Linked DNA regions of Mus musculus: region 2 is linked to region 1. A link is a loop called in an ENCODE intact Hi-C map of the cell type or tissue named here. Cell type or tissue: left cerebral cortex. All regions are shown on one strand. Links, peaks and the distances in the headings refer to the core of each region. The heading gives the core; the rest is flanking DNA. Region 1 overlaps Sorcs3 (sortilin-related VPS10 domain containing receptor 3). Region 2 has its middle 1.1 Mb from the start of Sorcs3.

Evidence for each region. A loop is a pair of places that touch in the nucleus more often than their neighbours do. Peaks named below come from ENCODE experiments on the same cell type or tissue, not always from the same donor. Only the 100,000 strongest peaks of a DNase experiment are listed, where the experiment ranks them.
Region 2: it touches region 1 in a loop (9-fold over the local background); 4 of 42 quality-filtered maps call a loop at or near these places.

What each region holds. Positions count from the first base shown.
Region 1 is chr19:48,404,769-48,420,654 of GRCm38, reverse strand. The region is part of intron 2 of Sorcs3 (sortilin-related VPS10 domain containing receptor 3); the gene reads right to left. Among named protein-coding and RNA genes, the nearest start is that of Sorcs3, 210 kb to the right of the region's middle. In left cerebral cortex, for the core only: CTCF peaks have their summits at 6,629 (motif pointing left) and 9,158 (motif pointing left); DNase peaks (open chromatin) are centred at 6,613 and 9,175.
Region 2 is chr19:49,259,185-49,275,070 of GRCm38, reverse strand. No RefSeq gene overlaps it. Among named protein-coding and RNA genes, the nearest start is that of Sorcs3, 1.1 Mb to the right of the region's middle. In left cerebral cortex, for the core only: a CTCF peak has its summit at 10,248 (motif pointing right); a DNase peak (open chromatin) is centred at 10,238.

The DNA of each region.
Region 1 (15,886 bases), core at 2,750-10,749:
CTCTCCTCCCCTGACCTGCCCTGCCCTGCCCTGCCCTCCCCTCCCCTCCCCTCCCTTCCCCTGCCCTCCCCTCACCTCTCCTGCCCTCCCCTCACCTCTGGTCACCTGCCCTCCCCTCACTTCACCTCACCTCACCTCCCCTGCCCTCCCCTCCCCTCCCCTCCCCTGCCCTCTCCTCCTCTGCCCTGCCCTGCCCTGCCCTCCCTCCCCTCCCCTCATTTCCCCTTCAGGTGTTTTAACTGCAGCTTGATTGATTTTCACAATCGGATTCACTTTACTCAGCTTAGAATTTCATTTTTAAAGAAGAAAGGGAAGCTATTTTCCTTCAGAGTTCCACTTGAGTGTGGCTTTTCAGATTTTCTTTTTCCAAGAGAAAGCCCAGCACTTATCTTCCTATCTTATGGTTCACAATTTTTGCTCTCTACCCTTCTAAATAGCAAAGAGTTTAGTTGCAAATCTCTTGAAGATCTCAAGATCTTTCAGGGGTGTCCACTTCCCTATAAAATATATATCTATATGTGTGTTCAAAATATGCTCATTTTTGTTTCCGTCCAACCTCTTTCCTTAGCCAAGGTACATTAAGCAAATCTCCAACTCTCTCTTTCTCTATCCCTTGAAAGTGAGGGGAAAGTTGTATCTATGGCTGATGCGGGGCATCAACAATCCAGCTGAGAGAGTCTTGGAAGGAAGATACACAGCTCAGGTCAAAGCTTGCCATTTCCCATCTTCCCATCTCCCTTGGCTTCTATCCTCAAAGCCAAGCTCCCTTCCCTTCCTGAATTCCTGCTCTGCTGCCCTTCCAGCAAATGAACTTGCCAGGTGTCAACGTGTGCTTCCCAGGGAAGAGGCATGCTGGATACAATGAAATCGCCCCCATTCTCAATGGATCAATGTGTGATGGGGTGGGTGAAAGACTGGAGAAATAAACAACCTGTACATGAGCTGTATAACAATAATTGCCAAACAGGGGACTGAAGAGTTGGCCAGCCAAGACATCTCTCTGGATGTTCAAATGGTATTTCACTGGGAAAGAGACCCTAGAGTTGAAAATGTACAAGATAAAAAGGAATTATGAGAGAAAATAGGGATGGGAGAAAATAAGAATATTCTGGACTAGTGTGAAGCCTTCAATCAGTAAAAATAGGTTTGCTCTCAATTAAGTGAAATAACCACAATTTGGATCTCCTAGTATCACATGTTATTACCCCTCTATTATTACCCCCCTATTATTACCCCTCTACTACCCCTCCATCTATGTAGGCACTTCTGAGTCCATATAAATGGGGTGTCATTATCTTAACTCTGCTGCTTTAATAATAGACCTTGGGAAGCAGACAAAAAGCCTAATGATTTCTCTGATACAGATTCAAAGCATCCTGGTTCAGTGTTCATTGGCTGACACTGCCAACACCAGCATACCAAAGGTCCAAGACAGAGAGGTAGCATCATCAGTGAGTCCTTGTGCACAAGCATTCGGAACCTTCACACCAGGACTTTGTCCCAAGTGTGGTACTGGCAATAACAGAAGCCCATTCCTGAAGGCCTTCGGTGTGGCTTTGGTCCCAGTGTGTAGCAAGAGGTCATTGAGGTTTTCCTAAAATGCCTAAAGCTGGATGGATCCTCTTCTGGCTACATTCATCCAGCACTACGTGAAAGGCCACATTCACTGAGACCGAGGACTGTGGCTACAGGATCACTAAGCTTCCTATCAGACATTCCTGGGAGTGAAGACTCTATTCAAAGTCTCTTTTAATAACTGCCATAGTTTATAAGCATTTATCAATTCCGCAGATCTTTAGACAAAATAGCAAATGTAGAAATCCACAAAACAATCCCCTGTTGTCACATTATTGTGCTCTCACCAGACCTGGCACTTTATTAAACATCTTGCCATTAGGATGGTTAGATCAGACATATTGGAAAGTACCTATTCCTGGCACACTGTTGCCATTCGATGTACGCTAGCAATTATGATAAAAACCCCAACATATTGCCTCCACTTACACTCCAATCTCTCAAAAATGTCCCTTTTGTCAACTCTGATAAGCAGCCTGGCAACTGCCACTAGACATCCAGCAAATTTTGAAAACTGTGTCATTCTGGATATGACACTGTCAGTTTTCAGCTGGCTGGCTTCCAAAGCATGCCATCACTCCAAAACATCCACTTATCCCATTCTCCACCATCTAGCTGTGACAGAAGACTAGCTATAGAAAAGGAATCACTGCCAGGACAAGGCTGGTGGCAAGAACAGAAAGGTCACCAAGAACCAAGCGTCCACAGGAGGCTGCCTGACAACAGGATGTTTAGGACACCTGCAGAGCTCCATCAGGAGCAGACAGGCTTCCAACAGACTCCAAACATCAAGGCCAAGGAAATTCAGATACAACCTCCTCCTCCTCTGACTGTCCCAAGAGACATTTCTACACATTGATGACATGCCAAGTGCACAACTGGGTGATTAAGGGTGGCCTGAAGAGACTGCACAGGTCAGGCCAAGTAACAAGTAAATGAGGAGAAAAGGACAAAGGACTGAGGTGTTCAAGGAAGGGAATGGAAGAAAGGAACACACGCAGGCTGCTAAATAGCTCAAAGAAGAGAAGAAATTCCCATACAGGTCATAGCAACAATAAAGGCAGAGATGCTAAACAGTAAGCAGCAAATTCTGCAGAGGGATTTGCTCTCCTTGGAACTTCTTATTTCCTGTCAGAGTTGGTACCCAGATCAGAAGTGACAAGAGTGGAGTAGAGACCACTCAGAGAAAGGCACCAAAGCTGCCAGTTGAGGAATTCTTTGGTTAGGAATATACCATGGTTCTGCCATCTTGGCTAATAATAGCCCAAGACTACCTATATGGTATACAAATGACTAGAGGAGTCCCTATGATGTAATCTCAGCTTCCCCATCCAGGAAATGGAAAGGCTTAATCATGCCTACTTCAGAACTTTGGGAGAAGGATCGGCTGCGGTAGCTACAAAACAAGCAGGTGTTTCCCCAAACGATTGTCATGGCTTATTCAACAATTTCAGCATGTATTGCGATTGTCAGAATGTGCTCTGACAAGAACACGTTTTAAAGGTGAGAACGCTCCAATCACAGAAATATGAGACTGAAAACGTAGCTCTGTAAGTAAAGATTAGATTGACTTGGTTATTTACAAACTGTAAGACATCTACTTCATGAAAAAAGAAAATTACAGTAACAGACATGAACAGAGTGATGGAAATATTGGCATCCAATTCAGCATGACTTCCAGTTTGTATATCACATTCAAAGCATACATATTATGCCAAGGGGGAAATTCACTTATAGATAGCTATGCAGGATTTGTGGGAAGAAAAAAATCATTCAAGTAGACAACCAATCAGAAGAAAGTATGTTACAGTCTCAAAAATAAAAAATATGAAATTTTAATTAAGTCAAAAATCACATAAAGCCCATTAACTGTTTCTCATTTCAACCAAATATAAGCAATGTGTGTGTGTGTGTGTGTGTGTGTGTGTGTGTGTGTGTGTGTGTGTGTTGAATATGGCTGACAAAATACTCATGGACTTGGTTTCTGCTTCTCCCTGGTCTCCAAAGATCTCTCTCCTCTTTGACTGGCTCAGTCTGGCTCTCATAGAAGGCTGATCCTTCATGTGGCATAGGATCTTTTCACAGCCTTGCTTAGAATCTCCCCCATCCCCAACTCAGCAATTCCTGGTTAACTCTTCCTCATTAGTGACAACTTGGAGCATTTCTTCAAAGTCACTGCTTGAATCGATATTAGTACTAGAGTGTACTGGAGTAGAACAGGCCACCAATTGAGAGTAAATGGTAATGGTATAAGGAGGAAATCTAAGAGGCATGGGGATGAAGACAGAAAAGAGATGCTTTCTCTACAGGCCAAGGATTCCCACAGATTGCCTGCTGGCTTCCAGGGCTTGGGAGTAAGATGAATTTGACCATCGTAGATGAAGACCCTCTTCCCATCTGGAATTTGGACATCAATCCTGCAGAATTGTGAACTGTACATTTCTGCCACTGAAGCCACTCATGATGTGACAGCATGCTGCATGACCTCCACACACACCCTGGAGAAGTCTCCCCTGAGTCACCTGCTGAGTCCAGTGCTGCCACTTCACGGTCTTGCAGAGTCTGTGACTACCCTTCATTCATTTCAGCAAATGCATCACCTGTGCCACCCCCATATTAAAGGGAGGTATCAAGAGAGTAGGTCTAAGAATATATCCCACGAGTTTTTACTACTTACACTGAGGAAATGTGAGCGAAGCCCTGGCAGACCTGAGACTTCAACACAGGAAATAGGATAGGCTGAGAGATTATGACAGAAACTAAAACACTCATAAGCATTACCTATAGGATTGAGCACTACTGCAAACACTTCACTCATCTTCCAGCATCCTCTGAGCTGCCCAGCTAGGTACTACCATTGAGCACTACCCAGAGATAAGAAAATGAAAGAAAGACGAACTCTTCTGCCCCAATGCTGACAGCTAGCAAGTAGCAGAGCTGGTCTTTGAAACCAGGTAAAATGCTCTGAAGTGCATGTGTTTGCCTAATAGTGACTATCAAGAATGTACAAATGGTGCACAAAATGGGTACAAAACACTTATGTTCCCTTTCCAGGCATACCTCAGTGGCTGCTCAGAGAGTTGACTTGAGACCTTTTCTAACTCTTTAAGAAAGCAGAGAAACCCAAGCATTTGCACCGCTCTCTTGATAATACTGTAGCAGGCAGTGCTTTGAAGGAAGAAGTCATAAGTCTGACTCGAGACAAATGGCATTGGCATCTTGACCCTTCATGTGAGCCAGTACACCAGGACCTTACACTGGGAAAATCATGCATCTTAGACTTCTGGGAATACCAACAGCAACTTTCCACCAAGCAGGACTATCTAGAATAGGGTCAAATGCAGAGGCCCTAGGATTAGCAGGTGTAGATCAAATTCTAATGCTATAACCTCTTACAGAGGAAAATTAGTTCATCTCGCCAACCTTTAAACTGATCTGCCATGGAATGGGGGTGTTGCTGCCATTTCCCCCATTGGATTATGGTAAGGATCAACTAAGCATATAGGTTTTATCCCAATAATTGTCTGGCACACTGCGGCCAATAACTATGACAACTATTATTATCATTATTGCTGTTGATGATGATAGTGCCATTATTCTTTTCATTTTTCAAAGTAGATGGACCTGGATATGCTTGGCTTGCAGAAGGCATGGATATCCTTTGAATCTGGAAATGCATCCTTTGAAGGATATGATTATGATAGGAATTTTGCCAATAATCCCACAAACCTTTTAGCACATAAATGACTGTTGATCACATAATAGACCTTGCCCGTGTCTGCACACATCACAAACTGTTGCAGTGTTTCTCTCTGAATCCCAGCGTTGGCCTTTCCCAGGAAAAGAGTTTCCAAAATGCACCTTGCTCAAAATCAACTTGACAGCATGTGCTGAGTCTTAGGTTTCTCCTCTGGGAGGCTATCCTAAGGAAAGAATCTGAAATGCAGACAAGAACAAATATTTATGCACCTAGGCAAGCATTAGAACACTTGAACACTTTTTAAATAGAGGGAAATGAAAGCAACCTAAATCTCCAAAAATAGAAGAACAAACAGTTAAGTAAATTATGGAATAGCAATCTAATACCCTATTCCACTAACATTAAATGCATGCTTGGAAAGCACTTTGAATAACAGAGAAAAATGCTTAGTCAAACTTTATATAAAATAGGAGAAAAACTTGTTATACAAGATGATCTCAATTACGTGAAAGTATATGGGTAGAAATATATAGTTATGCATATGCCAAGACGGTACTGCAATGTAAACAGGATTTGCACAGCAAGTCCATAAGAGTAGTCTCCATTTATCAAGCTTTTGGAAAACTATTGTTATCAGTAAAATTATATAAAAATTTAAATATGCAAAAAAGAGGGAAAAAAGGGAAGAAATGGATTGCTTCTTCCATTTGACAATAAATAAATCCTTTATAGCACTCTCAGTCTTTGAGACTGCAGGAATTTTGTATTCCAAGAAGAAAAAAGGTAGATCATCAAACATCAGAACAAATCAGAATCAGGTCTGGTTCAAGCCCCTGGTGGTGTCCTGCATCACCACCCACCATACTCACCGTCATTGCCCACATACCCACAGGAAGCACACTTGAGGAAGGAAATGGACTAAGCTTAAGCATCCATGCTACCTCTATGCCCTGTCCTACAAGAGACCCAGCATCCTCCAGAGAACCCACACTTGATGCTTTCAGAGTCTTGATATCTGACCTGTATCTAAGAACAGGAAGCCAGTGAAGTCTCATCCCCAATGGCCTCTTACCAGGTAAGACTCACCAAGGCCAGTCCACACATCTAGGCTCAAATTTAGAATCTGTGCTCATTACATGGACTCCCATAAGTTCTAGTGAAAGATGAAGTTTCTAATTGCTCTCCAATTTCATCTTTTTGCCGTCTTATCCCTTGATCATCAGATCACTGCACACACTACAGGGTTTGATGAATGAATGAATAAGCAAACACAGGCAATGAATGATTCAGTCCATAGACTGAATAGAGTTAAGAACAGCCTAAGTCTCTGAACAGCTCCCTCTAGTGGACAGCTTTGCCTTACACTGACTCACTGTCTAGGGCACCATCCTAACTCCGTTTTTCTACAGTCTTACTTCCTGGAGTTTGCTTCTTCCACTCTGACCACAGAAAAGTGAATTTCACTTCCTGTCAAGCTTCAGTCATGGTCACTTTCCCCAAAACTTCATCCACACACATGTCAACTGTCTTAGTCAGGGTTTCTATTCCTGGACAAAACATCATGACCAAGAAACAAGTTGGAGAGGAAAGGGTTTATTCGGCTTACACTTCCATACTGCTTGTTCACCACCAAGGAAGTCAGGACTGGAACTCAAGCAGGTCAGGAAGCAGGAGCTAATGCAGAGGCCATGGAGGGATGTTCCTTACTGGCTTGCTTCCCCTGGCTTGCTCAGCCTGCTCTCTTATAGAACCCAAGACTACCAGCCCAGAGATGGTCCCACCCACAAGGGGCCTTTCCCCCTTGATCACTAATTGAGAAAATGCCTTACAGTTGGATCTCATGGAGGCATTTCCTCAACTGAAGCTCCTTTCTCTGTGATAACTCCAGCTGTGTCAAGTTGACACAAAACTAGCCAGTACATCAACCATACTGGCCTCCTAACCATTTCCTGGATACTCTCTGGTCCTTCTTTCCTTCTGAATTTAACCTTGCACTTCTTGCACTTACTTAGAATGTTCATTCATCCTATCGCCCACCAGTGTCTGACTTTCCCTTCAAAGCTCACTTCCCATGTGGTTCTTGACTTACCACTCTCTGATATCTCCAAGTTAGGACTTATGTACAGCATAATTGTTTAGCTGGAGAGATAGCTCAGTTGGTAAAGGACTTGCAGTGCAAGCCAGATGACCTGAGTGGCTCTCCGGAAGCTACTTGAAGGGACAAGACACCACAGTAGAACACAACTCCAATGATGTGGAAGTGGAGACGGGAGGACTCATGAGGCTTGCTAGCCAAGCAGCCTAGAATATTCAGTGAGCTCCAAACCAGTGAGACAACAATTCTTTGTCAACAAATAAGGTGAACAGTACCCCCGGGGAACAACACTCCATTTTGAGCTCTGACCTTCATGCTTCTGCGTGCACGCGCGCGCACGCGCACACACACACACACACACACACACACACACACACACACACAGAGAGAGAGAGAGAGAGAGAGAGAGAGAGAGAGAGAGAGAGGCACATGCACCAAACACACTTACATGCATACCCATGCACACACACGTGCAACCACAGGTACAGGCATCTGCATACATGTACACATATGCACACACAGGCACACACATGTACAGGCATCCATATTTACATGTACACATACATACAAAACCACAGCCATTTCTTGAAGAATGGAAAGTGAAGTTTTGTTTCTTTCCTATCCTGGTCTCACATTCTCTTTCTCATCCTTTCAAAATTCTGCCCTCCTATCTCTATCTCGACATTCATCTCTTTTATTTGGGGGACATTAGACAATTTTTCCTTTATTTATGCAGTTGGTCTAAGTAGATGACCTTAACAAGGGCATGGTCAAGTGCAGCATTTTTCTCCCATGCACAGCCCTCACTCAGGAACCGCCCTCTGTTCCACTGCGAACCCAGAGAGCCCTTAACAAGTGTCGAATGCACAACAGGCATTTAAAAGCAAAACCAAATAAATCAAGGACTCAAAAAAAATCATAGGACACAACACACCAAAGCAATCACAGTTATATTTCTACTGACTAGACAATCACTGAGAAGGAACGTGTGGAAAAGGGGGAAAACCTGTTAACATACACACACCCTGCTTAGAGCTCCAGGGATCTACACTAAGTGAAAACAGCCAACTCCAAGGTGGTACATGCTAGCTTGCTCCATATTTTACAAGTTTACGAAGCAACATTGCAGAGATTCAGTGCAGAATAATGGTTTCCATGGTTGAGTAATGAAAGACTGACTCCTCCCGTTTATCCTCAGTCCTCTATAAGCACATGCATAAACACACACATACTTTCAGTATATGCAACAATAGAGACACTTATAGTGATGGAACAGTTCCATATCTTACCTATAGGGGGTAAAAAAATCAAACCTGCCCCTCCATACTTATGCTCACATATATGTATGCACATGAAAACACATACATACACAAAATGTATGGTGTAGGTGAGATGGCACCCTAGACTTAAAATAATATGCAATTATCTACCCATGTCCATCATAACAGGCATATTAGTGGATCTGTGGATATTTAAAAGCATTCTTATATCTCTGGGTGAGCACAAGTAGAGGGGAGTATTACAAAAGAAAAAAATAATGAAAAATCTGGCCCATCTTATCACCTTACTCTATGGTGGACTGCCTAAAGCTGAGAAGAACAGATGTGAAAATTCAGCACCAAGACTGGAGAAACACTAACTGGCTACACTAATCAGCTTACTACTGCAGTCATGAAAGACCTGGGATGATTCACTTACAGAGAGTGGGGCTTATTTGGGCTTATGGTCTTTAATGGCTCGCTATATGGCTAACTGGGAATGTTGTTTCCTGCCCCCTTGTGGCAAAAATCATAAAGCGAAGCAAGATTCTCATCTGGAGAGCAAATGAGAGGATTGAGAGGAGGAGGAAGATGAAGAGGAGGAGGTGGCAGAGGGGGGTGGTGGATGAGTCCCACTATACCTTAGGCATATATAACCAGTGGCCTAAAGCCCTTGCCACTAAAACCTACAGACTCCTTCTTAAAGGTTTCATCATCCTCTCAAAATGCCACGTACCAAAGAGTGAGGCTTTAACTCATTGCCCTTTAGGAGAAACTTAGCAAAACCAAAGCATTATCTAAAATCAACCAGTAGGTACACAGGGAAGCAACAGATTGGGTATATTTGATGCCACTTCTATACAGGAGTCCAGGAGGAAACATAGCATCTCTCGAGGGTTGTGTTCTGAGGAACTGCTCCCTGGAGGGGGTTCCTATTCCTTTATGCAGAGACAGACTGGAGAGTCAGGGCAGGCCTGAAAAATCCTATCCTCCCTGACCATCTCAGCTTCACCTATTTAACCCAACTGGTCCCTTTGGGTCTCTGTGTAAGTACTTAATCCACAGAGAAGGCACCTGACAGCAGTTCAACAGAAAGTAAAGCCAGTGTGCTCTGCAACTGTGGCACCTTGAGGAAACTAAAACTTTCCCATCTGGAAGGCTTTGCTTCATTTCTTTCTTCTTCCAAATGTCTAGCTGTCTTACATGCCTTCCAACAAATACAACATGTAACTCAAGTTGGGGTGGTTTTTTGGTTTTTTTTTTTTTTTCGTCTGTTACAAGAAAGCCTTTTCAATGTCACCTGATTCCCCATGGAGACGAAGACTCCCCAGCTGCCAACTTACCTTCATAAGGTTTACCTCAAAGAAGGAGTCAAGGCCGGCAACTAGCCTCTTGTGTCAGTGCTCTCCAAGATCAATGTTAATTGCCCAATCAGACAGGCCTGATGCTGACAGAATGGGGGCTAATTAGTAAGTGCCAGAGCCCATTGCAATTATTAATGGCTGTCATTTATAATGATGAAGGTGCAACTGTGGGCTTCTGGAAGTCTCTGCGCTTGTCACTCTGAGCCAGACGTAGGGAAAATGGGCGCAGGGAAGCTGACAAGCCAGGGGAAAGGTTCTCCAGAACAAATTCCCATGAATCTTCTAGATGCCAAGATGGCCAGGAAGCCTCTTAGGTCAATGACTAATTAAGAAGAGAGCTCTCTGAAACTGTGGGTTCCTAGACCTTGGCCCCAGAAATCAATTCATTGGGTTTGGAAAGAAGCCCAGGAAACTGACTTTTCTTAAATTTCCCAGGTGATTCTCAGGATTCACCTAAAGTGAAAATCATTCAGACAAACAGCCAAGGAAACCAGATTCTGGTCCCCAAAGAATCTCTTATCCAAAGATATCTTCTGAAACACAAGCAGAAAGGGCCAGGCATGATGGTCAATACCGCAGCAAGAATAAACAGACACTGGACACTGAAGACTTGGTTTTAGGTCCCAGCTCTGAAGTCACTGGCCGCCAATCCCCTCACAGCCCCTGTCTGTCCGTCTATGAAATGGAAGATTCAGTTAGATGGATCTCACACTCATTCCTGACATAAATGTGGTGAGAATTCAAATTTGAGGGATTCGTTGAAAGAGGACACTTTAAAAGATAATTGTATTGCATTTTAAGACTCAACTTGAGCTTCAACTTGGACATTATGCTTGGTAACAGCAGAGAGATGTGAAATGTTTCCCCTGAAAGCTTAGAGATTCCTATAAAGAAATCTCACTGACATGTGACAGAGTGTAGCTGCCACTTATCAATTTATCGTGTCTGGGGCAGTGATCTTTATGGTGAAGCTGCCAGAAGTCTCCTAATGGCGTGAACTTCTATGTCCAATAAAGTAATTGGCCACTGAACGATGGGACGGTAACAATGAAAGCCTGACTATCTAATCTTTATAGTCATTATATATATAAGCAGGAATGGGGTGTATAAAATCTACTCTCCTATAAATGTGAAAATAGATAGGCTCTCTGTGAATTTAACTCTTTTTCCCATTCTTGGCTTGAAACCACTTTCCAAGAGCCCACCTATCATAGTTTTACACATGTGGACATCTGGCAGGGAAATAAATTAAAGCCTACCTTTGAGAGTAGGGAAGAGCATCCATTTATAAGTGTTATTTTAGAAGGGACTGTCTGGTCTGCTCACTTATTAACTTCATTAGGAGGCTAATGAATCTACTGCTGAGAAAACGAGAGGGAGCCCAGGCTGGAGAAAGGGAAAGGAAGCATTCTGTACCCCTTCTTCAAATGCTGGGCTTAGTTGTGGTTGTGATAAAGGGCACTGCAAATGCAGAGGAAGGAAAGCAACATAAAACGGCAAGGTCCAGGCACAGTCTATAACGCAGCATTGGACACGAATCAACACAGTCCATACATTCAACATTAGATGCGAATCAACAGACACAGTCCACACATGCAACATTGGACATAGATCAACAGACATAGCCCATACATTCAACATTGGACACGAATCAACACAGTCCATACATTCAACATTAGATGCGAATCAACAGACACAGTCCACACATGCAACATTGGACATAGATCAACAGACATAGCCCATACATTCAACATTGGACACAAATCAACACAGTCCATACATTCAACATTAGATGCGAATCAACAGACACAGTCCACACATGCAACATTGGACATAGATCAACAGACATAGCCCATACATTCAGCACTGGACACAAATCAAAAATTATGCATGCTAGGGTATTGGCTGGTGGAAGAAAACAAACCAGGCCATGAAAATATGTTTTCTTTTCTCCTAATATGGGGAATGACATTAAAATCATAGTCCAGATCTACCTCCCCAGTGTTATCTGGCCTCAATTCCCCGGTAAAGGTAGATTTCTGGTGACCTAAGACTCAGAGCAAACTCCTCTCTTCTGTAATCTAGAACAAATGCTTCCATGGACTGAACGGTGTCCTCTTTGTTTATTGAATCTAAGCTAAATAGTTTGGACAGGTGTTCTGGCTAATGCCTGCCAACTGGCTAGTATCCATGAGTGAGCAGCAAGTTAATAGGGTGTGTTAGGCTGTTGACACTCGGATTAAAACTTAACCAGCAGGCATCTTAAGGCATGTGAGAGTGGCTGCATGCAGGACTGGTGATGCTAACTCAGGAAAGGAACCAATGAGCATCATAAATTTTTGTCTGGGCTTAATATTTGACAGCCCAGGACGGCAGTACCTGTAGACTCAAGAGCTGAAAGAGTATGCCCTTCAGATGTAACAGGACAGTATGCGTATTAAATAGTAACAGAGACAGTCCTTATACCCACCCTTGCTTAGACCTCAGCATTTTCCAGCCTTACCTGGAAATCAGAACGAACAAGAGGGACTCTAAAATTACAAATGTCAGTGCATGAGTCATGTTCACTGAACTGGAATCCCATGAATGGGGCCAGGAGTCTACCTTATCCTTTTTAATTTTTGTAACACATTCTATACTACATTAGAGAGTGGTACATGGTCCCCCTCTGCCTTCCATGTTATTTATGTGAGGAATAGCCAACCTCTTCAATAAATATAGCGGCCCCTAAAGTTGCTTCAAAGAATATAAAAACAGCTCTACAAGAAACTTAGTTGAGGGAGCTGGAAATCAGTCTTTGCATTGGGTACCCAAGGTCATCACGGTCACTGTCACAACTAACATTACAACCCCTGCCACCATATCCAAACCAAGAAACGCAGTAGCCTTCATTGTCCAAAACAGTCAAGTACCTAAAGAAGACTCCGAAAATCCTCTGTCAGGTGACCATGGATACGTCTCTGCAAGTCTGGAGTTTTTCTCTTAAAGTTACAGTGCTGCCTCACCTAGATCTTGTTGGGAGCATCTGGGTTTAGAGTGCATGGGCAAATCATGACCATTTCATCAAGTATTGACCTGATTGTCAGAGTTGCGCATTCAGTCCGTATGTTCTAAATGGCTCCAGAAACGCTAAGTGAAATAAAGCCTGCCCTTCATATCTGCAGGTTTACATCCAAGCTTTAACCCAACCCCAAAACAATATTAAAAATGGAGTAAGTACCAACCCATTTATTATCAGGATTCCCTAGATAATATAGTCTAACCACTGCCATAGCATTTATATTCTCTGAGGTGCCATAAGCTACCTAAAGATATTTTAAAGTACATAGGAAGAGAGCATAAGCTATAGGCAAATATTTATTTGCGACTGCAGTTTTTTATGTATATCTTACAGAGGTGACCCAAGAATCTATTGAAAATCCTGCAACTGCTCTTCTACTGACAACAGGAAGGGACACATTTTTCTCTAAAGAGGCTCAATCCTGCAGAAGCAGAAAGTTGTGCTTTTATTCAGCAGGAAAGTGTTCCTGGCAAGGATGTAGGGAATGCAGAACTCTTTACACACCAGTGGTGAGGATTCACACAGCTGCAGACACTACAGAAGTCACCTTGGAAGTTCCTCAGACACACTAAAAATGGAACTGGGATATCACTCAACTGTACCACTTCTGGATGTATATCCAAGGGACTGTAAGTCAACATGTGACAAAGTCAACATGTGACAGGCATACCTGCACATGCATGCTTACTGCTATTCATGACAATGAAGAAATGGAACCAGTCTAGATGTTCATTAACAGATTTTTATGAGTGGATTTTAAATGTGATATATATTCATCATGGAATATTAGTCAACCATAAAGAATTCTGAAATCATGACTTGAATGGGAAAGTAGATGTCAAATGGAATAAGATAAAACAAACACATAAAGATAAACACTGCCTCTATTCCCTCATATGTGAATATGTGAATCAAGATTTAAGTGTGTTTACATATATATTTGTATATGTGTGTATGTGTGTATATATATATATATATATACATGAATAAGTATGTAAATATATGCACAGACAAATATGTGCATTGTGTGCATGTGTGGTGGTGTGGACGTGGGGATGTCCGTGTAGGTCAAGAATGTAGAAAGTGAAGTATGGCAAGGGAGGAGGAGAAGCCAAGGATCATCTCAAGGATTATGCAAGAGGACGAGAGCACTGTTGATGGGAAGGAAGAATCTCATAAACTATAAGCAAGAATCTCATCAAGAGAGGCCCAGAGAGGACCAGGAAAAGGGTACGCACAGAACAAAGTGTAAACACACACATATACACATATGCATGTATATATATATATATATATATATATATATATATATATATATATATGTGTGTGTGTGTGTGTGTGTGTGTGTATGTGTGTGTATATGTGTGTGTGCATGTATGTAACATATGTGTATAGATATATGTGTGTGTGCGTGCACATGTGTGTATACATATATATTCATATATATACATATGCAAATGCCACAATGAAAAACATCACTGTGTATGCCAACGTAAAAATTTAAGAAGTTGAGGAGATGGGTTTTCGGGTAAAATGCACCTGTGTTCAGATCCCCAACACACATATCCTGACATCAACTCTTACTTGTCTCTGTCTCCACAGGAGTCTGCATGAGTGAGCAACAAGCTCTCTCTCTCTCTCTCTCTCTCTCTCTCTCTCTCTCTCTCTCTCTCTCACACACACACACACACACACACACACACACACACACACATACACACTATGAGTATATGCACACATCACACAAACAAACACACTTTTAAATAAATTCTAGCAAATTAGCATATGTATCATACCAATCTTTTCTTAAATTCATCCCTCCAATGGTTCTACACTGTTTCAAGAGTGTAGAAGAGGTGCAGGGAAATGTAAGGACCCAGAGAGCAGAGCAGCTCATTGGGTGAGACAGTATATCGCATGGATATGCACGTATTCTTGCATACACCTGCTTCAGTCCCCTATGTACAAACATCTTTCAACCAAACTAAACATCAGGGCACCCTCCTTCTGGCACTCCTTGCAATGTGCTTAGGGCTGCTTATACAACGGTTGCGCAGTTGGTACCTGCTCACCTGAATGTTCTGTGACCCATTCAGGACTTTTCATCAGACTCATTACCACAGAGAGCAAACAGGGAAAGGTCCCAGTTCTATAGAGAGGATTTCACATCCTACATCAGCCCAGCCTTTGGAACCTCACATGTGAAAGATCCTAATGAATAAGACAGAAAGCTTTTAATTAACAGCCTAGTGAAAAAAAAAAATATGTCATTCCAATCTGCAGTTTTGTTTCCATTAATTCACCAAGATTCAGCGGGAATTCCACCAAGGAATTGGGTGAGCAGCTGCAGAAGGAAGGAAGCATATAAATAAATCATGAGTGTCATTAAAATTTGTAAACTAATAACTTCTGGGAAGTCTTAGCAATCATCGTCAGGGTTTTCTTGGCAAACAGAAAATTAATAAATCCAAAAGGTCTCCATTTTATATTTAAAAAGCAGCATCCCTGAGAAAGGTCACTGACAGAACAATTAGAGAGGAAATAAATGGTTCAGACAACTGCTTGCGAAGCAGATGAAAAGGCACGGATTCCCAAGAGGCAAGAGAATGAGACAACTCAATACATAGAAGGGGGCAGTGAGGAGGGGTTGGGGTGAGGCTTGGCTCGAGGCTCCTGGAAGCTCCACTTGTGAATCTCTAAGCCTTTATAAGATGCAATTTAAATACGTATGCATGGAAAACCCAGAAACACCTAAGGCACGTGGTCCAGGATCAGAGAAGCTCATAGTCTGAGGATAGCATCAGTGAAGGATAACAGTGCAAGGCTGAGCAT
Region 2 (15,886 bases), core at 5,317-13,316, 850 kb before region 1:
GCCCATTTCCAGCGACAGAGCCATCATGAAGAAGGATGTTCAAAGACATCGCATCTATAACCTTTGCCAAAGGCACACACAATCTTTGGAAGGAAGACTTTTATTTTCCCTGTCACCTTTAATGCTAGATACACCGGCTGAAAGCTGAATTCCAAATATAAGGTCACTGCTCAGAGACTTCCTAAAGACAGAGAGCTTGAAAAGAAATTCGTTCTGAATGTCACTCTCGTCTCAGCTCACAGTTTCCTGATCCAACCGAGATACACTAATTGGCTTTGCTGTCAGCAGCAGGAAAAAAAAAAAAAAAAAAAAAGAATAAATAAAACCTTATTTACTAACATCCCCGAAGGAGGCAGTGATGCCCATAATGAGCCTAGGTTTCAACTGAAGATAATTAATTGAGATATAAACAGGAAATGTCCAATTCCTTTGTTCTTAAATTGTATGAAAGACCATGTTCTTTCTCTGCAAAAAAGAATATACTGTCTTTTGTGACACCCGAGGTTTCAAAAGGAAACATTTAGACATTCAAAGTATGAGACTCTAATTCTGGGATTTTTTTTTTTACTCCAAATTTGAGAATTTAGCAGTTTTATTATTTTATAATCTATCTTACTCAGATTTACGAAACAATTTTCTTTTACTTCTTGTACGCTACATAACAAGGTCAAGTGTCTCAGGCTAGTGGTCTGACAACTACATCTGTCTGGAAGATGGGTTTTATTTTACGTGAGCAGAATGTTGAGAGAAAAATAAAAATGAGCCTTCTGAAAGTGAAGATTTCACCCTAATTTGGACTCTTCCATCAAGTCAGTCACTATCCTTATGAAGAAACTGGCTGGAATGAAAAACTTGCTACTTCCTTTTAGTGAAGGTAGCCAGCCTTTCCCTGTAGCATCCTCTTAGACCTATGTACCACCCCATATTTCATAACATGTGACACCAGACCCGATGAACATTACCTGAATCTTACAAATACAGATTCGCTGGCTCGTTATCTCATCAGAATTCTGAGGAGAAAGTCCCAGGCATCAGAGTTTTAACAATATAAGGAGGTGGTTCCCATATATAGTAGGATCTGAGTAGCTGGACATGATACTGACCCAGTCATCAGCCTACCTCTGATTTACTGTGAGCTCTGTGCCCCTAAAGCAGGCTTAGTGAAGAGTTGCTTTACTCAGGAAGAGTAAAGAGAAATCATGACCTTCACCATTGTGTTGATCATAATTTATATAAAGTCTCCATGCCACCCACCCCCCACCTCATACAATCTCAGGTGGTATTGTAAGCACTCACTTACTTTGTAACCAGGTATAAAATGTTGAATCTGTAATAGTGGTGGTAGGGGGAGGAATCAGTGATATATTTAGTTATTGGTGAAGTATCCCTGATTTGGTTGACTTCAAGGGATTATTGAAAACTGTCAGCTGCTTCTTTTGTTCTCCAGAGCTAGATTATTTTGCCACTCTGATTTTATTTCCTCCTTAAAGGGCAGTAAACCAGTCTCAGACTAAAGCCAAACTGAGGGAAGAGAGAGAGAAAGGAGAAAATCTTTTTTTTTCCTTTCCCCAACCACATTTAGCCCCCTATGTCCTTTGGCTAGAGCCACTTGCATATATTAAAATATAAAGTCAGACCTCTCCAAGTAGTGAAAGAGACTCAGAATCCTTTACAGTATTCAAAGCCTAAAGAAAGCAGCTTCAAATGGCATTCCCTCTGAGTAACATCAGGGATAGATAATAGCTCAGTCAGATGCCCTGTAAAGCAACTTGGCTAAACTCTTCATTACCATTTGAAAGAATCAGAGGCTTCAAAATTTGCTTCAGGTCTTTAAAAAAAAAAAATTCATTTTCCACTCCTGGCAGAGGTAAGATATACAGCAAACTAGAGTCACACCTCAGCCCCAGATTCAAATCGTATTTCACGAGTCTCTCAGATTATCGGAGGCCGAGTGGTCTAATTGTTCACGCCCAATTTATTTGTGCTCCTTGGTTGCACTCACACCAGCAGCATGGACAGTCCAAAGGGAGGGCAGCCTCCGTAAAAGCATTCCAATTAGCAACCGGTAGTTACAGTAATTGAGGAAGCAGCCTCAAGCTTATGGTATTGGTTTATGTTGATACAATTATATATATGCTGTGAAATTCTCCGATAGTTAAACCGCCACAGAGATCTACCACAGTAGTATTATACGCCTAATAATATTTCACACATCACCTTCAATCTGTGATCACATTTCATGATGTATGCACTTCTGAGCTCAGCCAAGGTTAGCACACAGGGACTCTGAGAATGCTAGGGCCAGAATTTCAGTGTGAAGTCATAGGTATTTTCCTGTCAATAACTTTAGAATAAATCAATAACCATTCATGGAAACAGGGCTTAAAATACAGACATGACTTGGGCCTCAGGCCAAGACTAAGACTGTCAATGTCATCGCTGAGGATCACAGAGACATAGATATAGAAAAACAATGGGTTGCATATTTATCATTGGTTTTCAACCTCTGGGCCACAACCTCTTTGACAAACCTCTCTCCAAAAATATTTGCACGGAGCAATGGAAATAAGTTTATGGTTTGTGGGGAGGGGGGGGTCACCACAACATGAGGGACTTATTAAAGGGATGCAGCATTAGGAAGGTTGAGAACCATTGATGTAGACACTCAGCACTGAACATCCTCACCTTTAATGGAGAAAATTAAGGTTTAATTGAGGATATCTACTGACTCCATCAGTGAAGGTCCCAGCTTCCAGGACCCACCAGGGTGAAACCTTGCCACAAAACACTCAGTCCTGAGGAAAAACCAGCCAAGAAGGAACTCATGAGTCTCCCTTCTCAACTGACTTACATCTACAAATTAGCGAGTGCACCTCAGACAAGTTATGGGACTCAGGCGAGCACATCAGACTAAGGTGAGACTTGTGATTGGTGAAGCACACAATGTTCATCTCACATCCAAGGCCTCTGATTCTGGTTTATACCTAACTTTGTTGCTCACTGCCTTGCTTCAGGGTCCATGTGACCCACCCTTCCCCTGGGGACACCCTGAGCTTGTCCCGCATCATGAGGGTTGGTTCTCAGGCCCATTTTCCCTACTGGTCCCTATGCTTTCTTCTGCTTGCAGTCCAGTTGTGATGCATAGGGCTTCCAGAAATTTCCTTTGTTTCACCTCCATCCTCACTCCTTCTCTTCTTCCCTGTATCATGGCTTGGGAAACATACTGCCCAGGAAAGGTGTTAGTCCCAGGAGGAGAGCAGCGTGCTACTTATTAGAGTTTTATTCAGTGAGAACCTGGTCCTGAAAAGGTCTACCTTTGCCTCCACCTTTGCCATTGTCATTCCTATTGTGGGAAAAGACCTCAATCTATCATGTGGAGATTTTTTTTCCCTTCACTCATCATTTTTCAGAGTGGCAACAATCCATCTCACTAGGATGGATAAGACTAAAGGTGTAGGGACAGGAGTAGAAGGCAGGTGGGATGGGTGATATGGTCCTTCTGGACCTCAGCAATCTTCAAAGGGTAGAAAGCCGAGCTCAGCTGTCTCAGTCAGTGTAAACCTAATAAATCAGGCGCTGGGAATAAATCAGCCAGTGCCTGGGGGAACTCTACCTAACATATATGGTTCTGAACAAGCTCTCACTGTAGCAAATAATCACAAAGTAGGGCATTTTTTTTAAAATTTTATTTGTTGTGGTTGTTTCTGTTTTTCTTTCCACAAGAACAATCTTGCAGTCTTTGAGTAAAGTTTAGCATTTACTATTAACTCCATAATACTTAGATGGCAACTATACTATGCCAGGGAAATTTTAAGTCAAATTCTGTTTATGGACACATATTGCATACATACGAGCAGCAAGTAGGGATACTTCCTAAGAGTCAGGTGCTCCATGTACCCTCTGACCTTAGGATTCATGGTTCTTGGTGGAAGAGTAAGAATTTGCCAAGGCAGAAACAGTATTGACAAAAGCTCTAAGTTTTGTTAACTCAGTAGCTTATTTAGGACAACGCAAATTGGAACTCTAAGGCAAGAGCAGAAGCTATAGAGAGTAGACTCTATATGAAAGTAGACTTTTCTTTATGAAAAGACTCAAACACTTGCCACATCAGAACTTTTATAATATTGGTAATATAATGAACATAGATTAACTATAGCCTTCTGTTCCTCTTTAGATTAAAGCCTAAAATTAATTGAGTTTTTTTTCTATTCAATGTCTACTCAAGTTTCAGAATCAAGAGAAAGCAGACTCCATACACTAGGAAAACACTAAGGATCCTTCCCTCTCCCAAGCTTCTCTTTGTTGGAAACCAACTACCTCCTAGACCTACCTTGGGGTGCTGAACACAGTGACAAGTGTATATTTGTGACAGTTGGTAGAAGTCAAAGCAACTTGAGAAGAACGGTTTGTTCCAGGTTTTGATTGAAGGATACAGTCCATCATTGCCAGGAAAGCATGGCAGGAGCATGGAGCAGCTCACATTGCATCCACAGTCAGGAATCGGAGAGCTAGCATGGGATGAAATGTTTTTCTCTCTCCAGGCTTTCTTTGTATACAGCCAGTGATCTCAGCTGACACATGACATCCACATTCTGGGTAGGGGTCCCCATCTTGGCTAACCCTATCTAAAATTTCCTCACAGGCTTGCCCGGAGATAAGTCTGCTAGGTGATTTTAGAGGCTATCAACTTGACAACTGATGTTAATGGTCACACATAGTTCATAACAAATTATCTAAAACTAGGCACAGGCAATATATAGCAAAGACAGATTAAAAACAGCCAACTGTGTCACCAGAGCACACCCACAGCACTGTGCTGATGAAGATGTCCTACCAGAGCTTGCTCCCCACACTTCCTCTGATCACAACTGGTGCATCTTTATTTGGGGGATGAAGTACATTTGTTATCTCATTACATTCATGTGCATATAGTTATAAAAATGATGTACCATTCCAATAGCTTTGTTTATGGTGGTATGCCAGGCAAATATTTTTATTTTCTAATGAGTACTTGGGTTTTATTAGCCAGCATTAAAAGTGGGGCAGAGCGATTGGAGATGCGAATCGAGATACTCACCAGCACAAGGAGATGAGACACAGATGCTAATGGAAGCTTTGGGGGTAGTTTTCCAGGCTGTTGAATGTAATTTCTCACATCCCCAAATGGCTATAATAGGGAAACACCCTGAAAAGAATTCTCTAATGGCTGTGTGTATGCCGGAGAGGCTCATTGGGAAGTTAATGTGCTATGCAAAGCGGATATTCATTCATTCATTCATTTGGTATGGTGTAATGTATAAGACTGTTCATTAGACCTTTAGTGCTTCTGTCATCCTATTCTGTTTCTGGTCTAGAAATTTTCATCTACACCAACATAGCTTCTGAATGGAGAGCAAAGACAAGAGGTCTCAGTCCTCCCAGTGTCTCCGCCAAGCTTCCAGACATTTAATTCTACTCATATCTACAAATACAACCTTATTGGAATAGGTAGTACATCCACCAAATCCTTGTTTGCACCCTTATTATGCCACCGAGTTGCTATTTCTTCAAAAGAGGCAGCATGGTCTATCCATTTTTTTTATTTCTAAGTCTCTCTCACATATACCTGTATATGAAAAGACAGACAAACCCGCTGTCTCTTAACCTACCTTTTCTTTTGTCCAGATACTTTAATATATATTTGTTGAATGAGGAGGTAAGTAAACAAAGCAGAAGACCCTGGTTGAGTTTTGTAAATTCCACTTGATGTCTTCTTGTGTCTTCAGCAAAGGTATTCAGTCATTAGAGTTTTTGTGGTCTTAAATTTTATTTTTGATACATATAGTATCAAAATACACATAAGATACTTTCACCTATTTTCAAATTCGCTACACTCCTAGATGTAAAACTGGGAGAAGCAAGATCAGGAGCACATACATGAATGTTGTCTAAACTAAAGATACAAAATGCAAGGAGAATACAAAGTAATATTCTGGTGAAGGTAGCATGTTTTAATCTGTTAAAAAACTTTGTTTAACTCCCCATAACTCCAGGTTGATGACGGAAATTCAAATCAAAATCTCAGAACATCTACCATGTTGCTATTTATTTTTCTCATGGTCATTTCCAAATTCTGGCAGTAAGCTATTTTTCTGTTTGGAGATAATCATGTCCAGCATGGTCTCAACTAATTCCCTGCTTTGAAGTAGATGGCCTGGTCCTAATCAGTATCCAGATCCAGAGCTCAACCACACAGGTCATTAATTTCCAGTTACTGGAGGCACTGGAATAGACAGCATAGCTTTTTTGTAGGACCCGATGCATAGGTCCAATCATCCTGAGAAAATGTCCCTAGTATTAAAGTGGGACCAGGAAGTAGCTAAAATCTCCAGAAAGAGCTTGTGCAATGCCAGACTCATTTCCTATTTATTTACTGTTTATTGAAGATACCACATAGTCTCTTGCAATAATTTGACACAAACACCGTGGCTACTACTGCCAGAGAAAAAGAACATAATAACTAATGAGACAATTCTATAGAAATGAATCATCCATTCTGATTTCCCATGGAGTAAAATGCACAGCAAAATTTCAGATCATCCCCTACCCAGCCTTGAAAAATATCCCACTGCCAACCCTACTGAATGAGTCACCAGTTGAACTATGAACTGCAAGCCAAGAAAACCTGGCCATCATTAAGGAACACACTTTACATTATCTTAACTTTCACATGCCAAAGATTAGAAAACACAAATCACACTGCCTTCATTATTTACATGACAAGTTGCCAAGAACTTTCTGCTGCACTGTCCATGACGTGAGAAGACAATCAGCTGCCAGAGATGGATGTCTTGTCAAAATAAAACACTCTCTGTATGTTTAATGTAAGAAAAATAAAAACGACATGATTTTGAAAACGTATGAATGAGATGCCCAGACTTAATTTGGGGCTTGAGAACAGAGAAAATGTCACATCATCACTAACAAGGGTCGACAGAAAGAGCAAGCTTCAGGAACTGCCTGCCTGCCTCCTGGCCTTCTCAAAGACGAAGTCTTCATCCCCATGAGCTGGCTGAGCTCCTCAAGGGGAAAGAAAATAAATGGAAGAAGAAAAATGCTGGATCAAAACAATTGGGTGCTGTGCTGCAGAATGTGCTCCCAGAATGAATGTATGACTTCCACTGTCACTCTGGTTTGTGTCTGCACTCCTGAGCCGGAATCGCCCGGACAGCAGACTGCAGAACAAGCTGGGCAAGCAGAAAAGCCTGTGCTGCCTTTCTTTCACTAAGGTCTCCTCAGTCAGAAAGTTCTTGTCACCACTGTTAAGTTAGATGCAGGAGATTCATGGATAAAAGGCTTCCAATGCAACTGTGAGGAGCCCGGCTCTCCAGCACTGTGTCAGTGTGTGTGTGTGTGTGTGTGTGTGTTGTATGTGTCTCTGCATGCACACACATGACCCCGTGGTGGCCAACCTATTGTAATTTCAGAACTGGGAAGTCAGAAGGCAGAGAAGGGAATGCCCAGAGTGAAGTGCCCAGCTGAAGGCAGAATGAGCTGCGTTGGTGAGTTCTTGACTCAACTGAGACAGCTTGCCTAAATCTATAAGGTAAAAAACAAAGCAAAGAAGGAAAAGAGACTCTTTGAGATAGACTGTGAGTATGAGACAGGCACATAGTATGCACATCCACCCTCCCCATACACACATGTGCCCACAGCATGTGAATATGCAGAAATTAAACCCTTACCTCACTTCATACCACCTCCTAGCAGCTTCTGTATTAGTGGCTTAGTAGGTTTCTTATCTCATTATGCCTTCATCTAGTTTGAACTTCTCAAGTACTTTTTGTCTAGTGTGTATTCAGAGACCAGAAGTATGTGTGCAATCCATTGGAACTGAAGTTACAGAAAGTTACAAAATATCTTACTTGGGTGCTGGGGACTGATCTCAGGTCCTCTGGATAAGCTTCAAGAGTCCTTAAGCACTGAGCCAACTCTCCAGCCCCCAATGAAATTTTTCTCTCTATAATACCACCTATTAATATTCTTCTAAGTAACATACTAAAGATCTACTCTCACAATACAATAGCTTGAAGAATGAAGACTATTTAAAGTGATATTAATGGATGTTTTGTGCACTGTATATTCAATGCTGATTTCTGTGCCAGCAGAGAACTGGCTGAAATTTGGGCTTTTGATGATGATGATGATGATGATGATGAAGAAGAAGTATTTCATGACTTAAAGTTCTGGTTCTGTAAACATTGTTCTCCATCACTCTGAGACCTCAGAGCCACAGTTGAGGACTAGTGCTAGTTAGACCACTGTAGGTTAAATAAAAGCTGAACAGACAAGAGATGGATAGGAGAGGAAAAGGCAAGACTTCTGGATCCAGACAAAGAGAAGGAGAGGGAAAGAGGGAGAGGGAGAGGGAAAGAGGGAGAGGGAGAGGGAAAGAGGGAGAAGGAAAGAGGGAGAGGGAAAGAGGGAGAAGGAAAGAGGGAGAGGGAGAGGGAGAGGGGGAGGGAGAGGGGGAGGGGGAGCAGTAGGGGGAGCAGGAGGAAGAGGGGGAGGGAAAGAGGGAGAGGGGGGAGGGGAGAGGGGGGAGGGGAGAGGGGGAGAGGGAGAGAGGGAGAGGGGAGGGGGAGAGAGGGAGAGGGAGAAAGAGAGGGAGGGAAAGAGGGAGTGGGTGGGAACAGGGGTCATCACTACTGTGGTGCAGATGAAGAAGATGATTCCAGGCAAGACTAACGGGGCAGATAATAGGCCACACAGCAGAGAATCTGCCCAGCTTCAGTGCCCAAATGTTATTATTACTTCAATAAGTCTCTGGGTCATTATTCAGAACTGGAATGGGCATAGAAAAGACAATGTCTACACACTTTGTTGTTGTTGTTGTTGTTGTTGTTGTTGTTGTTGTTGTTTTGAAGTAATTCATATAAGGTATGTTTCAAGTTGTTATCTGGATATGGAGGAATGGATGCAGGGTGGTGTCAGGGTTCTAGTTTAGTCAGAAGAAAGAGAGAGAAAACAAATGTGTGTCTACCATGTTGAAGACTTACTAACATCAGGGCATTATATAAAACATATATGACTTCCTTTGTTCTTACTAATTGCTCAGATAAGCTATGTGAAATTTAGAAACAGGGAAAATAACTTCTCCTGGAACATGATTTTATCAAGTGATTGAGATGAGGGTGTCCATTGTTGACTTATGTCTACAAAAAAGGGATGCAGATAAAATATAAGAACACTTGATCACCCAGTATCTATGATCTTTCCACATACACTGCCCACTGATCCCCATAGGAGGAATGAAATTATCAGATAAACATTCCATTCTCCTGATTCAAATGTTGTTCACCCCTTTGTCTCTGCCATGTTCATTACAGTAACCATCCAATGCCTTCCTGAAAGGTTGCCTTTGACAGGTAGCATGAAAATGAATGATACACGAAGCTCAGTTTCAAAGAATGGGAGGCAGGGAGATTCTTTGGCATTTTGGTATACTTAAAAACATGGTTCCCAACCTAAGAAAATCTCATCCAAAAAGAGTTTATATAAGAATGCCTCTGTGTTAACTGAGCATGTATTTAACAGTAGTCTCCAACATCTAAAATAATGTTTATGATTTGACTTCAGTGATGCCTGCTATGACCTCTCGCCCATGATACTGTAAGTAATTCCTTCCCCAAGACTTATAAGCAACCCCTCACCAACCCCCTCACCTATGTGTCTCAGAGTAATCTCTCCTCACTGCTCCTATAACAGAACACTCAACCATGCTACTGGAAGTAACTCCAATTCAACTCATTGGTTCTCCAAGAAATATTGGTTAAAATCATTTCTTTCACATGTCATCTTCTTTATCTGAGGTTAATAGGCTTACACCCAACAGCAAATGTGATTCTGCACATGGCATACATGGTCCAGACCTAACAGCTTAATAGTTCATTATTGAAGTTCTGGACCTACACAACCTCATTATCTAATGATAGATGCATTTATCTGTGGAGTGTATGTGTAAATAACAATATTTTTATTATAAACATGGTCTTAGATGCATCACCAAATCTTCAAAATAGGTAAAGGTGGTGAAACTCACTGAAAAATTGGATCCATAATGTGTAGATGCCTGAGCCAATGAAGCATCCTATAGATCAGAATGCACGTGGGGCTCTGAGCTAAAATAGCACATGATTAAGAGCTATCAAAGTATGAAAAATGTTTATGCTTAAATTAAACACAATAAATCTGGGAAAATACACCCAGCAGAGGGGGCTGTAGGCTTAAGAGTTCTATGTGCCACAATATGCAAATTGTATAAATCTTACAATTCCATTTATTGATATAAAACAAGTACTTATTATAGAAAAAGTATAAACTATAACTATGTATCAAGCATGTCTTTCTCTCCCTCCCCCCTCTATATGTGTGTGTGTGTGTGTGTGTGTGTTTGACAGTGTGTGTGTATGTGTGTACAATATATTCATCTACTATGTATAATTTACACTCATTAAACTATAATTAGACTTTGAATTAGAGCATTGATTTGAAGAGTAGAAGGAAGGATATTTAATTTCAAGAATAGATATGAAGCAAAAAATGGATGAAAAAATATAAAGCAAAACCACATGAAAATATGAAGAAATATTTGATCTACTTAATCCAAAAGCTTAAATGATTCTAAAATTTTATATGAAGCTCAAAATTATAGAATGAATGAATGAGTCGCCAAGGCTCTCACAGTAAGGATAAAGTTCACTCTGTACTTGGCTATGGACGTGGTAAAGCAGAAGCTAACATCCATATGGACTTCAAAAGTCTGGAGCTACTCAATGCTGTTTTTGTTTTTTGGTTTTTTTGGTTTTTTTTTCTCAAAATAACTAAAGCCAAAAACTAGTGATCAAGGCTTCAAATAAACCAGGAGGCAATGGAGACATAAGCATGAGGAGATTGCCAAGGGACTGAGAAGAGTTCCAAAAGAAAGCTTATTTGTAGTCAAGCAGATTGATTAGTTGTAACAAGCAACTTTTCTGATCTATATACAATGGAGTCATTAATCTCAGTTCTCCAAAGACATGAAAAACAAAGTGTTAAGTGCAGCTCTTAGAGAAGTCATTGACAGTTACACAATGAGGAGCTGTCCTTGCCTCTGTCAGGACAGCCCAGGAATCAGCAGCAGAGTCCACAAGGGTGGGGCTTGGAGACACAAGGGTGGGGCTTGGAGACAGGCCACCCTACAATAAAGAAACCTGAGACTCCAGAAGGGCGCAAGGAGACCTCAGAGCCACAGTTAAGGACTAGCTCTAGTGGGACTACTGTCAGGGCTCCTAAAGAGATTTGTGAGGTTTCAGCCATTTTCCACTGTAGGAAAGAATTTTAAAATTCTGCAATTTTTGGTGGTGAAACCTCCAAACACATTCCAATCATCCTAAGTACTATGATTTGCACTTTTAAAAAATAAAATAAAATAAAACAAACTCTTCTCCTGTCCACATCTAACCAAAACAAATCACACAAATTTTTATATATATATAATTATGTGAAATGGGTTCCTGGGTTGCCAGCTTTCTGCAAACTACTTTCCACAGGTGAAGTGCTTATTTCAAACTATTTTCATTTTTTTTATATAATAAAAAAACCAAATGAAAATTTTTGCAATGACCTTTTCATTTGCCTTTAAAAGATTTTCCTGATTTGGTCAATTGATAACATGAGTAGCTCAGTGTACAATTCAATGTCCCTGTTTTCTTTGGGATAATATCCACTCTGTTAATGTTCCAAAGATAACGTATTTTATTATGGCCTTTAAATAAATAGCCAGTATTTGACAATATAAATGTACATTCTCACAGGCCTTCAATCCCTTAAATCTATGCAGCAGAGGAACTTCACTTAAACATTGGCATAATTTAAGGTACATATAGACTTTAAAAGATAGATTTCTTGTATAATCATTATAGATTTGCAAAGTCGGGTGAGAAAACTGAAGAAGCAAAGTGAGAGAAACAATGCAAGCTTTCAAAAACTTGTCAGCGGACCCAGGAGTAGCATTTAATCTTTGTTACTCTTTCTTGATTTTTCTCCAGGTGAAAAAAAAATGTAAATTTTAATTTTAACAATAAAAGTTTCAAAAAATAGTATTAACTCTACTATCTGGATACTTGATTTTTAAGTGTTTTAAGGATTTAAGTGTTTTGATTATTTAGAGCCAATTTTTCAAGTCTAAGTTTTTACTGTAGGTTAAACTTTCCTTGATAGACTACTGAGCCTATGATAGGTATTTCAAGTACGCGACTTTGTAATGACCAAGAAATGTGGTTTAAAACGTGTATTATTTTATAGCTTCACAGTTTACTTCAGATAGTATTCATTTAGAAGGCACTATAGACGTATGTTTCATAATACCATTGATATGTATGCAGAAAGGGAATGGAATAGTGTTGGTGGTAGGTTATTGCTAACATGCCTGAAAACCTCTATTTAATCCCCAGCACAGCAAATAACAACAGAAAATCATTTTGCTCTCAGTATGTTTAGAATTATTTTTCTGTAGACTACACTATCTGCTTATCAGTTCACCTCACCAGCCTACAGAATAGAAGCCAGGATAGAACACAATTAGACAAACACTGTACATGGTACAATAAAAAATCTTTGCTTTCTCTGCACTGGTTCGGTGATTGAGTAAAATCGGGTTGAATGGGATTGATAGTTGCTGTCCTTGGCTCAGAAGAATATCATCAGAGTTGGTCTTGTTGTGAATAGCTGATAGAAGCAACTTACGTGAGGAGGAATTTACTTTGACACCTGATTTGGAGGGAAATCCTTTGGGCAAGAAGCATGGAATCAGGGATGCCCATGGCAACATGAACATTTGGCATGGACTCATTTTTTCCTCATCTTTTAATGGAAAACAGAGCCAAGCTATGACAAAAGTTAGAGCTTGGATATGTACCCAACCCTCTCCTACCAATAACTGACTTCCTTTAGTGAAGCCCCCACCTACTAAAGGTTCTATAAAGTCATAAACCAACATAAACAGGGACCCGGTAGCTAAATACCTAGGTCTATACAGACGAGGAGAGCATGATTTAATATTCACATCACAACAGGAAAATAGCAAACAACAAAATGATATGTCACGTTTGCACAGGGCACAGTCAATCAATCCAATGCCAACAGCAAGAGAGGGTAAGGACAAGGAAAGAGACGCCAAAGACAGATACCAGTGAGGTTCTGTTCTGCACAGTGCAGACATGCTCATTTTCAAAATGTAACTCCAACAGAGTACAGCATCACTGTTAAAAACTCTTCTATTTATTCATATACTCCTCTTATATTTGTAAACTTAAGTGGTATACAAAATAAATGACATTTGTCAAACATAGCCTGTATTCTGGTGTAGGGATAGAACTATGATGTCTATTTTAATATTGTGAAGTTAGAGCTTTAATGAAGCAGTCATTCTAATAATATCTTTGTAATGCCGTAGATTGGTTCAAGAAGGATGGATACCTACATGGATAACAAATCACATTAAATGTCACTTGTAACTCATAGAAGTCAGAAAATAATTATCAGAATGAAACTGTTAAATGCACTCTTTAAAAAATATGGTAAATTTAAGCCTGGTGTTCAAGGTGCATGCCTTTATTCCCAAAACAGAGGCAGACAAAACCTTCTAGATCTATATGGTATGTTCTGTGACAGCTAAAGCAACATAATGAGACCCCATCTCAAAAGCAAGCAAACAAATACTCAAAAAAAAAAATAGAAATTAATTATTTAAAAAAACAGTAAAGTTAACCAGATGGAAGGAGGAGTAGGTGTTCTTCCACTTCTTGAGGCTTACTGCGGGTTCTCTTGAGTTATGATCCTTTTCCAATGCTTGGCTCCATTTGTCATTAGAAATCCTAGCTCAATCATGGGGCAGTTTGGACGACAGAGGAGAATACTTAGGGAGAAGAAAGTATAAAGGAACCATGATTCCAGTGGTGGCTGGAGAATGGACCCAGTGGGAAACCATGAGGATTTTAACTGAGAAGGTCAAGAGCAACAGAAACTTATATGTTGAAGACCCGGGATTTTACCTCTGGGAAGAAGCCTGATCGAAGGAATGGAAACATAATTTTTGTCCCAGGAACAAAGAAGTAGGCACAGCCTCCTCCATAGCATGTAAGGCCAAGCTTCCATATACTCCAAAACTTGCCACTGTGTTCCAAACTGCCACTCACTTGCATGAAACCAGGATGTCAAATGACAAATGTGGCCAGCTTGAAAAGAGCCATCAACTCAAGAAAACCAACAATAACCCTCAAGAAATCAAGAACTATAACTCAAAAGGAAGCAAAAGACATTTTTATTTATCTTGAGTTATTCTTATTATATCTTTGATGCTTAAATTTTTAGAGAATAGTATAATGAATCTATGAAGAGAAGTATTCAGAGGGGCTGGAGAGATGGCTCAGGTGGTAAGAGCACTGACTGCTCTTCCAGAGGTCCTGAGTTCAGTTCCCAGGAACCACATGGTGGCTCACAACCATCTTTAATGGAATTCAATGACCTCTTCTGGTGTGTCTGAAGAAATCTACAGTGTGTGTGTGTGTGTGTGTGTGTGTGTGTGTGTGTGTGTGTGTATGTATACATATATATATATATATATATATATAATTTTTAAAATAAAAAAAGAATAATGCAGAGACCATTAAACAATGTGGTTGTTAATATAGAAACTTAAGAATCCAGTTTCATCTGAACATGTAAAGTTTGAAAGTCTTTACTGTTTTACACACACACACACACACACACACACACACACACACACACCTCTACAAACTAAAACTAAGTATTTCTGAGACCTGTCAGGGAAGACAACTCTCATGTCCACTCCCATGGAGAAACCAGGGCTCACACTGAAAGTCTCATTGAAACAGAAATCAAACTGGCAGGGTCTGCAATCCATCATGCTAAGGATTTACTTGGGGCTGCCTAGAGAGTAGACTAGATTGCATGTAAGAAATCCTGAGGAGACACAACTTTAGGATGCCCTCACCTTTTATGGAGTTTGCTCCTGGGAACCCCACAAGACTGTCAACATATAAAATTGGGAAAGATAAGTTCCTAGTCAATCAAGAAAAAAGAAATTGTGAAATATTCAGTGTATCCTCCAGAACAAAGCTTGCATTCTCCAGGAAAAGTCATGACCAGAGTCTTACATCATCTGGACAAAAAGAATCTCTTTGACCCCACCCATCACTAGTTCTTTTGTTTCACCTGAACAGGAAGAAAAAGTGGAACATCAGAATAAAGGTCCCACACCTGGAACACAGGCTACTAAAAAACTGGAGATTTAATCATACTACAGAATAATTCTCCCAATCTTCAATTGCCACAGGGACTGAGCTTTAGCACAACAATGGCACATGGGTGAATTTTCTACACAAGGGACATCTGTCTGGAGATGAGCTTTGGGGAAACACCAAGTCATAAGTGAGGTGGGATATTGGATATCAAATAAATTTTGAGTCTTTTTCTCCCCAAGCAACATGAGACTTGATACTCAGCAAAGTTCTAACAGATATAAATTGCACACTATAGGCTTAGAAAAATATCTTCTGTTACCTCACACATTAGGTCCACCATTAAACAAGCTATGTAATCCTGCTGGAAGATAGGGCTAAAGCTGTCAGAATAGTCAAACACCACACAGGAATCAGGCAAATAGATTAAAATAATGCAATTAATATGCCAAGAGCAGAAATGTACCGTAGGTATTTATACTTAGGTAAGCTATGACAAGAGGTAGGAAATTTTAAGAGTATTAAGAAGTCATCTTTTGCAACAGAAGGAGACCATTACATAAACCCACACCCAATCAAACTGCAGAGATCTCGAGCCCAGTACC